Linked DNA regions of Homo sapiens: region 2 is linked to region 1. A link is a loop called in an ENCODE intact Hi-C map of the cell type or tissue named here. Cell type or tissue: CD4-positive, alpha-beta T cell. All regions are shown on one strand. Region 1 has its middle 5.6 kb from the start of PWRN1. Region 2 overlaps PWRN2 (Prader-Willi region non-protein coding RNA 2).

Evidence for each region. A loop is a pair of places that touch in the nucleus more often than their neighbours do. Peaks named below come from ENCODE experiments on the same cell type or tissue, not always from the same donor. Only the 100,000 strongest peaks of a DNase experiment are listed, where the experiment ranks them.
Region 2: it touches region 1 in a loop (25-fold over the local background); 3 of 110 quality-filtered maps call a loop at or near these places.

Annotation. Positions count from the first base shown.
Region 1 is chr15:24,550,594-24,554,593 of GRCh38, reverse strand. No RefSeq gene overlaps it. Among named protein-coding and RNA genes, the nearest start is that of PWRN1, 5.6 kb to the left of the region's middle. In CD4-positive, alpha-beta T cell, no CTCF peak of the experiment used is centred here; no DNase peak of the experiment used is centred here.
Region 2 is chr15:24,165,522-24,169,521 of GRCh38, reverse strand. PWRN2 (Prader-Willi region non-protein coding RNA 2) reads left to right here. Exons shown (of 2, transcript NR_152824.1): 2 at 627-4,000. The region is part of intron 2 of LOC105370732 (a long non-coding RNA gene); the gene reads left to right. It also overlaps a transcript of LOC105370733 not described here. Among named protein-coding and RNA genes, the nearest start is that of PWRN2, 2.4 kb to the left of the region's middle. In CD4-positive, alpha-beta T cell, no CTCF peak of the experiment used is centred here; no DNase peak of the experiment used is centred here.

The DNA of each region.
Region 1 (4,000 bases):
AGGTTAAAGCAAGGCCAAAGGAGCCTGGTCTGGTAAAAAAAAAAAAAAAAAAAAAAAAAAAAAAACAAAAAGCAGGCAATAGCAGCCATAAAGCCCCAGAGAACGGGGGCAACCGCGGGGATTCCTAGAAAGGGTTAGCTTCTGCCAGATTCGATTCCTAAGTTTGGACTAATGACTAAAACCCTTTATGAATCCCTAAATGGACTAGACTCAGAGGCCCTTCTCTGGCCATCTAAAGGTCAACAAACATTTTATACCATCAAAGAAAAGCTGATATCAGCCCCCACACTGGGATACCAAATTCCCAAAAGCTGTTCAAATTCTATATCCAAGAGAAACAAAGCATAGGTCTGGGTGTGCTAATCCAAATCCTGGGAGATGCCCCACAATCCATGGCCTATTTCTCTAAACAATTACACCAAAGATTAAGGGATGGCTCCCCTTCCTCTGGGCAAGAGCACACATTGTGAAGTCCTACAGGAAGTAGAACAATTTACTCTGGGACAGCCAGTTACCGTATTTGTGCCCCATCAGGTGCTGACTCTGCTAGAACAAACAGGAGGCTACTGGCTCACTGTGGGGTGAGTGGGCAGATACCAGGCCATCCTCTTACATGATCCAAATATCACCCTACAAACCACCATGGCTCTAAACCCTGCCACACTGCTCTCAGCCACCGAACACAATCCTGGGTTAAAGCATGACTCTAAATCCTTGATGCAGCTTATTCAAGTATGCTGAACCTGTCAAACTAGACAATGAGTGCTCTGGACTTGAACTACACTGATGGGAGCAGCTTAATGAAAGATGTACACAGAGCCAGATGTGCCACCGTGACTACCAAAAGGGTAATAGAAGTCCATACCCTTCCGGCAGCTACCTCTGCACAAAGAGCTGAGTTAATTGCTCTTACTTGAGTCTTTAGAACTGTCCCAGAAAAAGGGATTCTGATTCCATACATGCATTCCTGGTAATGCACGCCCATCGGGTGTTTTGGAAACATAGAGGAGGCTGCTTGAAATGAGAAAATACGGACATTAAACACCCAAAAGAAATTCTGGCCCTAGTAGAGGCAACTGACTTGCCTGCCACTGCATCATGCACTGCCCCACCACCAGAGATAATTCACAACCAAAGGTAACCAGGCAGCTGGCAAAGCTGCAAAATGAGCTGCTCGGGAGGCACAGGTCTGGGACATGAATACTCCATTTGGAATTACTAGGTTTTAAACCCCATTACACCGAACAAGATCCCAAACGTGCCCAAGCCAGGGGTTTGAGAAAAGGGATTCCAACTCCCCCTGGAAAACTGACACTCACAGGATGATGAAACCCCAAGGCCTTGGTTTATCCAATCTCAAAACATCTACATGAAGGAACGTACTATGGGAGTGATGTCCTCGCCAACCTAGTGCAACCACATCTCAGTAGCCCACAATTCCAAGATATCATTCAGAAAATTACACACGGATGCATCTTGTGCACTACAAACAATCCCAAGATGGAATGTAGCCCTCCTAAAAAGGGGATATAGTACAAAGGGCTGAGTCCCTTCAAAGACTGAAAGGTGGGCTTCACTCAGATGTCTACCTGGTTATGTGAGCCAAGGAAAGATCTGAAGTTATTAATAAGAGAAAAAGGAGGAGAGTTAAGCGATACACTTTTATCAACATGAAGTTCTCAATAAATTCTAGAGTAGTAAGTATATACTTGATCTTTGCTGAAACTACCTGCATGGGTGTAGACAGGGGCTTTCCTCCAAAACGAAACAGACTGCTGGGTCTGTGGGGGAGGTACCCCTTTCTCCTCTGCTGACTTGCCATTGCACATCCAAGCAAGCACCTCGAGCACTTGGAGTTATGTTTATACGTAGGACAAGAGTAAGAATTCTCACCCATTTCCCATCTATGACTACAGTACCACTCACCATGAGTGCTCCACTTTTGGGGAAACCTGGAAACATATCTTCCATCTGGCTCATAAGCAGGTTAATATCACCCCCTCTATAGACTATGCTGTACATGACAACATAGGATGGCTGATGATGGTGCAAATTCAGGCAATGGGTCATGCACCTCTACACATCCAAAAACACAAGAGCAACACACCCCACACTAGCAGCCAGGCTAAGGGATGGTTACCTCTTAGTAATGTGGCCAAACCCATCAACTGACTAATCATATGTGGCTAGGATGGCAAAATAGTATCAAGCTACATGGTGGGGCCTATCCTTTCTCCTGGAGTTAGCTATGGGTCTGAGGCAGTCATAGCTGGTCTTACTTACCTTACAGCTGGACCGGCAGATACACCTGGGGTGCCCTTACCTACCAGGACACATCCTGTCCCATCTGGACTCTCTCCCTGACGACTGGGAAAATGTGAAGGACAGACAACACCATCAAAAATGGGCACCCTGTTGGTTCTACTCACTAGCTGTCTTTTCCTCCCAGACAGCAAACATAGATGTAGAATTATAAGTAGATAACCTAAGTATAGAGCTGCTGCCTGTAATAACACCTAACCCAACATTACCCTTCTCACTGAAAACACTCGCAGATTAGACAAGTGGCTGTATAGAACCCCATGGCCTTAGATATCCTAACTGCAGCCCAGTGGGACACTTGTGCATTAAGACTGAATGGTGCATAAATACACCAGATTATTCTCACGATATAATCCAAGCTATGCATGCACTGAATACTCATATTTCTGCTATAAATGTCCTCTCCCAGGATCCCACAATATCATGGTTTAGTCGACTTCCAGGTCCATGGAAGACTCTCATATACAGTATAATTGGTATTCTGCTCCCTGTTCTGTTTGGTTGCTGTAGTTTTTGTCACTTTTCAAGATCTGTATGGAGATGCAGGAAAAACTTTCCCAGAAACTTTTGGTTCCCCACACTATAATGCTCTAACACATTCTCACATTAGTCTGGGAACCCACGAATATTTCCAACTCCAGGTAAACAGATTCCAATCTGATACCCTCTAACTGTGCCCCTTTTCAGCAGGAAGAAGCTAGATGGACTGTGTTGCCACTTTCCTTGGAAATGGAATGGTCTTTTATGGTGAAGGATTGTAATTGAGTCATATAGCTTCAAAATACATTTAAGTTTTTTCTTTCTCCTTTTTTTTCTTCCCAGTCTCAAGATGTAACCTTGAAGCAAACTGCAGAAGCCATTGCTTTAGTCTTCAAGTAGAACCATGAAATATACTTTGGAACCACACCCCCTTCGGTTTCCCACTGTACACGTCCATGCCTTATACACATTTACCTAACTGTATGCTGGCTAAACTCACACCATGCATACTTATCTAACTATATGCCTGTCAAAAAATACCAGAGGCTAATTTAAAATGAACCAAACATAAAGGCCCAGCTGTGGAATTGTCTCTCTCTTAAAGATTGCCTCAGGATGGATATCTACAGCCTGGAACTATCAAGATGGTATCAGTCTGTCTCGAGTAAGACACAGACTCCCTGAATCTGCACATCACCTGCATGCCTCCCATGTAATGCGTCACGCTTCCCTTTCTTTAAACCCCTGCCCTCTGCCCAAAATTTTGAACTGGTCTATAGAGGTGTAATCCAGCCATTTCCCTACTGCTGAATTTGAAAAATAAAGTCACTTTCCTTTGACCCTGCACGTCCTCTTTGTCATTGCTTTTGCATGCATAGAACAGCTGGACCTGCACTCAGTTACATGTGTATCATAAGAGGAATGGAATATGGCATTTTTCTCCCTGACTGCCAATGACTACATGGAAACAGGGGTGCCTCATCTTCTGTATTATGGTATATTATTGAAGAAATAGACTTATACTTTCACATAAGCTGATCAACTCCATTTACCCTCTAGCTAGCAGTGGAGGCAAAAACAACTCAATCTTGAAAGCTAATTCACCATGTTGACTTCTGATTAACCCCTGTTCTGGGACTGCCTCTAAGCTTTCTGTATAAATATTTTTTTCCTTTATATGCACACTGGGGGATAAGAT
Region 2 (4,000 bases), 390 kb after region 1:
TGCTTAATGTTGTTTATGTGAAAAAAAGCTTAACAGCATATGGGATAAGTATTTAGGCAGTCCTGACTCCAACCCCTCTGCCCTTTTTATCTGCCTAATTTACCATTTAATTTGTTGCCATTCGGTTACCATCTACTAGGGTACTAAGGACAGCAGAACATGGACTTGGGATGAAGTTGATGTGCTGGTGGGCCGGGGCAGGGGGTGGAGCGGGGGCAGGGTGGTGGTGGGGGAGTGCTGTGCTAGCTGGTGCTAATCACTAGCCTGCCCAACTAGTTTATTCTCTGGTCTCTTTGGCTGTCCCAGCTGTGTGGTGAGATTTCCACAAGTCTTCCTTTTAGGACCATGAGTGGTATTAATTGCACTGCTTATATGAAGCTAGAAACGTCTTTCCAACCCATAGAGGTCTGGTTGAAGGATATGAGCAGTGCAGAACAGAAGAGAGACAACAAATAAAAGTTGTCATCACTGTTTCACAGGGATGAGCAGTATGGACATAGAAACCACGTCAGGAGGGGAAACAAGGTCTCTATCACCTCTGGGAGGCCCCTGGGGCATACCCTAGCTAACTGTAGAGCCTATAGCTATCAGCCCATGACTAACAGAAAAATGGTCTATTATTGCAGTGCTGTTTGGACTGTGGACAAGTTAGGTTATAAATTTTGACCTCTGAATGGACGCAACCAATATTAGCCTTTAATGCAGTTAGACTCATTTTGTCAGAGGTCTGGAAAATTAGGAAAAACTACCATATGTCCAAGCCTTCATGCTTTTCGAAAATCAGGATTCATACCATGAGGGAAGATGCCAGCTGCTAGCTATACCAAAGGACAGAATGGAAAAAAGGCTCTTCACAAGCCAGAGAGCCAAACTCAGGCAGAAAGCAATGAAGAAGAATTAGGACTTTTAAATGTCCTACACCCAAGCTGTTTTAGCAGCTCCAACCACCACAGCCAGAACGCACCTGGCCTCTGCTCCACCTCAACAGCTCCCACTGCAGTACCACCATACGGGGCCCTTAGCACTGGCCTCTGCGTTGGACCGGATTGCCTTGATGCTACCAAGTGAGGCATCAGACCAATAAGAGGGAGCTACTCTGCCGCCTCAGTATAATGAGAGAACAGAGACGGCCTCTCCCTCCAGTGCTTGACAGGGAACATGATTTAGCAAGGAATTGCCATGGCCGGAGCAAAGGAATTACCGTTTACAGGGATGGCCATGGGTGGCTTGGATGAGAGTGGGCAACCTGTCAGACATTACTGGACATCCAGCCCATTTTCAACATCTAACTTGTGAAATGGAAAAACTCCACCCCACTTTATACAATGGATCCCCAGAAAATGACTGATCTCTATGTGTCTATCTGTGCTACCCACCAGCGTACCTGAGCAGATGTGTAGTCTCTCCTAAATATGTTTCTGACTGCAGACCAAAGAAGGTCCAGAGTCTTGGTGCCTCCATGAAACAAATCCAAATACCCCAAACCTGAAGGGACCATTCTGGATGCAAACCCTAATTGGGGCTCCAATTGATAAGGGGACATGGCCCATCTGGAATATTCACAAACATTCTTCCTGTTTGGACTCAGGAAAGGGGTACCAAAACAGGAAGCCTCACTAGGAATGACCCCTTCCCCGCTCCAGAGACAAAGAAACAGAAGTTTCAACCATAAACGTGGAATGAACAAGGAAGCCTCTGCATCAGAAAAATCGAGGCAAGCCTCTGGAACACAGCCAGTGTGCCTAGTGTAAGGAGAAAGGCCACTGAAAGGATGACTGTCCCAAAAGAAAGGACCAAGGGGCCAGAAAAAGGAGGAATATGATGAGGAAAAAGCTCAAAGTCAAATCATGGAGCAGGGTCACTGCTCTGACCACAGAGAGTGATGCCTGGGGACTCTCCTTAATCACTCAGAGACAATTAAAATTTCCCCACAGGAACCCTGGGTACAACTGACAGTGAGGAAAAAGTTAATTGATTTCCTGGTTGATACTGGGCAAACTATTCAGTTTTAACACTTTATGAGCAAAAAGCACCAAAATGATTGTACCTGTGATAGGAGTTGCAAGAATAATGCAACAAAAGGCTTTCCTACAACCTTTAGAATGCAAACTAGAAAGTTTGGACCTAAGGCACTGCTATTTCTATATGTAAGAATGCCCAATTCCCTTGCTGGGAAAAGACCCATTATGCAAATTAAATACTCAAGTAATTTATCCCCAGAGAAACAACTATGGCTGCAGGTCCTGCTAAAGCAAGCACTGCAACTAAGATGTTACTCACTTGCCTTAAGAAGAAACAAGAATTCTCCCTCAGAAGTCTATGAGAGAGTGCGTAATTGTGAATAGGCAGAAGGAATCCCAGGAAAAACAAGAAATATACAGTGAGTGCATATAGAAAAAATAGAAGGGGCTACTGTGACCTGGGCGGCGGGGAGGAGGCGAATAAAAAAATCAGTATACATTAAGAAAGGAAGCCTTAGAAGGAATACAGCCTGTCTTTCAAAAATTTGAGAAGTGGACTGATTCATCCTTGCAGATCCCCATATAATAGCCCTATCGTGCCTGTAAGGAAGCTACACTTCTACAAATATCAATTTGCCCAAGACCTGAGAACCGTTAATAAAATAGTCTTGGATATTCACCCAGTGGTGCCTAACCCAGATACTCTACTGACTGCTATATATAGACATTATGAATGCTTTTCAGTGCTAGATCTGAAAGATGTTTTCTTCTGCATTCCAATTGAAGAAAAGACCCAACAATTATCATTATTATTTTTAATGACAGGACCGAGAGACTAAAACAACCTTTCAATACTGTTAGACAGTGGGGTCTCAATGTGTTAAAAAATGCACCAACAATTTTTGGGGAAATACTGGCAAAAGACTTAGGAGACCTACAACAAGATTAAGAAGCCTGGCTACAACACATAGATAATTAATAGCCAGCCACAACTATAGGAAATGCTTAGCTGATGTCATTTTAGTTCTAAATCACCTGGTACAATATGGATACAAAGTATTCCCAAGAAGCCCCAAATATGTAAGTAGAAAGTAACCTGTCTTGGCTTTAGGTTAAAGCAAGGCCAAAGGAGCCTGGTCTGGTAAAAAAAAAAAACAAAAAACAGGCAATAGCAGCCATAAAGCTCCAGAGAATGGGGGCAACCATGGGGATTCTTAGAAAGGGTTAGCTTCTGCCAGATTTGATTCCTAAGTTTGGACTAATGACTAAAACACTTTATGAATCCTTAAAGGATTCACTAGACTCAGAGGCCCTTCTCTGGACATCTAAAGGTCAACAAACATTTTATACCATCAAAGAAAAGCTGATATCACCCCCTGCACTGGGATACCAAATTCCCAAAAGCTGTTCAAACTCTATATCCAAGAGAAACAAAGCATAGGTGTGGGTTGTGCTAATGCAAATGCTGGGAGATGCCCCACAATCCATGGCCTATTTCTCTAAACAATTACACCAAAGATTAAGGGATGGCTCCCCTTCCTCTGGGCAAGAGCACCCACTGTGAAGTCCTACAGGAAGTAGAACAATTTACTCTGGGACAGCCAGTTACCTTGTTTGTACCCCATCAGGTGCTGACTCTGCTAGAACAAACGGGAGGCTACTGGCTCACTGTGGGGTGAGTGGGCAGATACCAGGCCATCCTCTTATATGATCCAAATATCACCCTACAAACCACCATGGCTCTAAACCCTGCCACACTGCTCTCAGCCACTGAACACAATCCTGGGTTAAAGCATGACTGTAAATCCTTGATGCAGCTTATTCAAGCATGCTGAACCTGTCAAACTAGACAATGAGTGCTCTGGACTTGAACTACACTGATGGGAGCAGCTTAATGAAAGATGTGCACAGAGCCGGATGTGCCACTGTGACTACCAAAAGGGTAATAGTAGTCCATACCCTTCCTGCAGCTACCTCCGCACAAAGAGCTGAGTTAATTGCTCTTACCTGAGTCTTTAGAACTGTCCCAGGAAATGGGA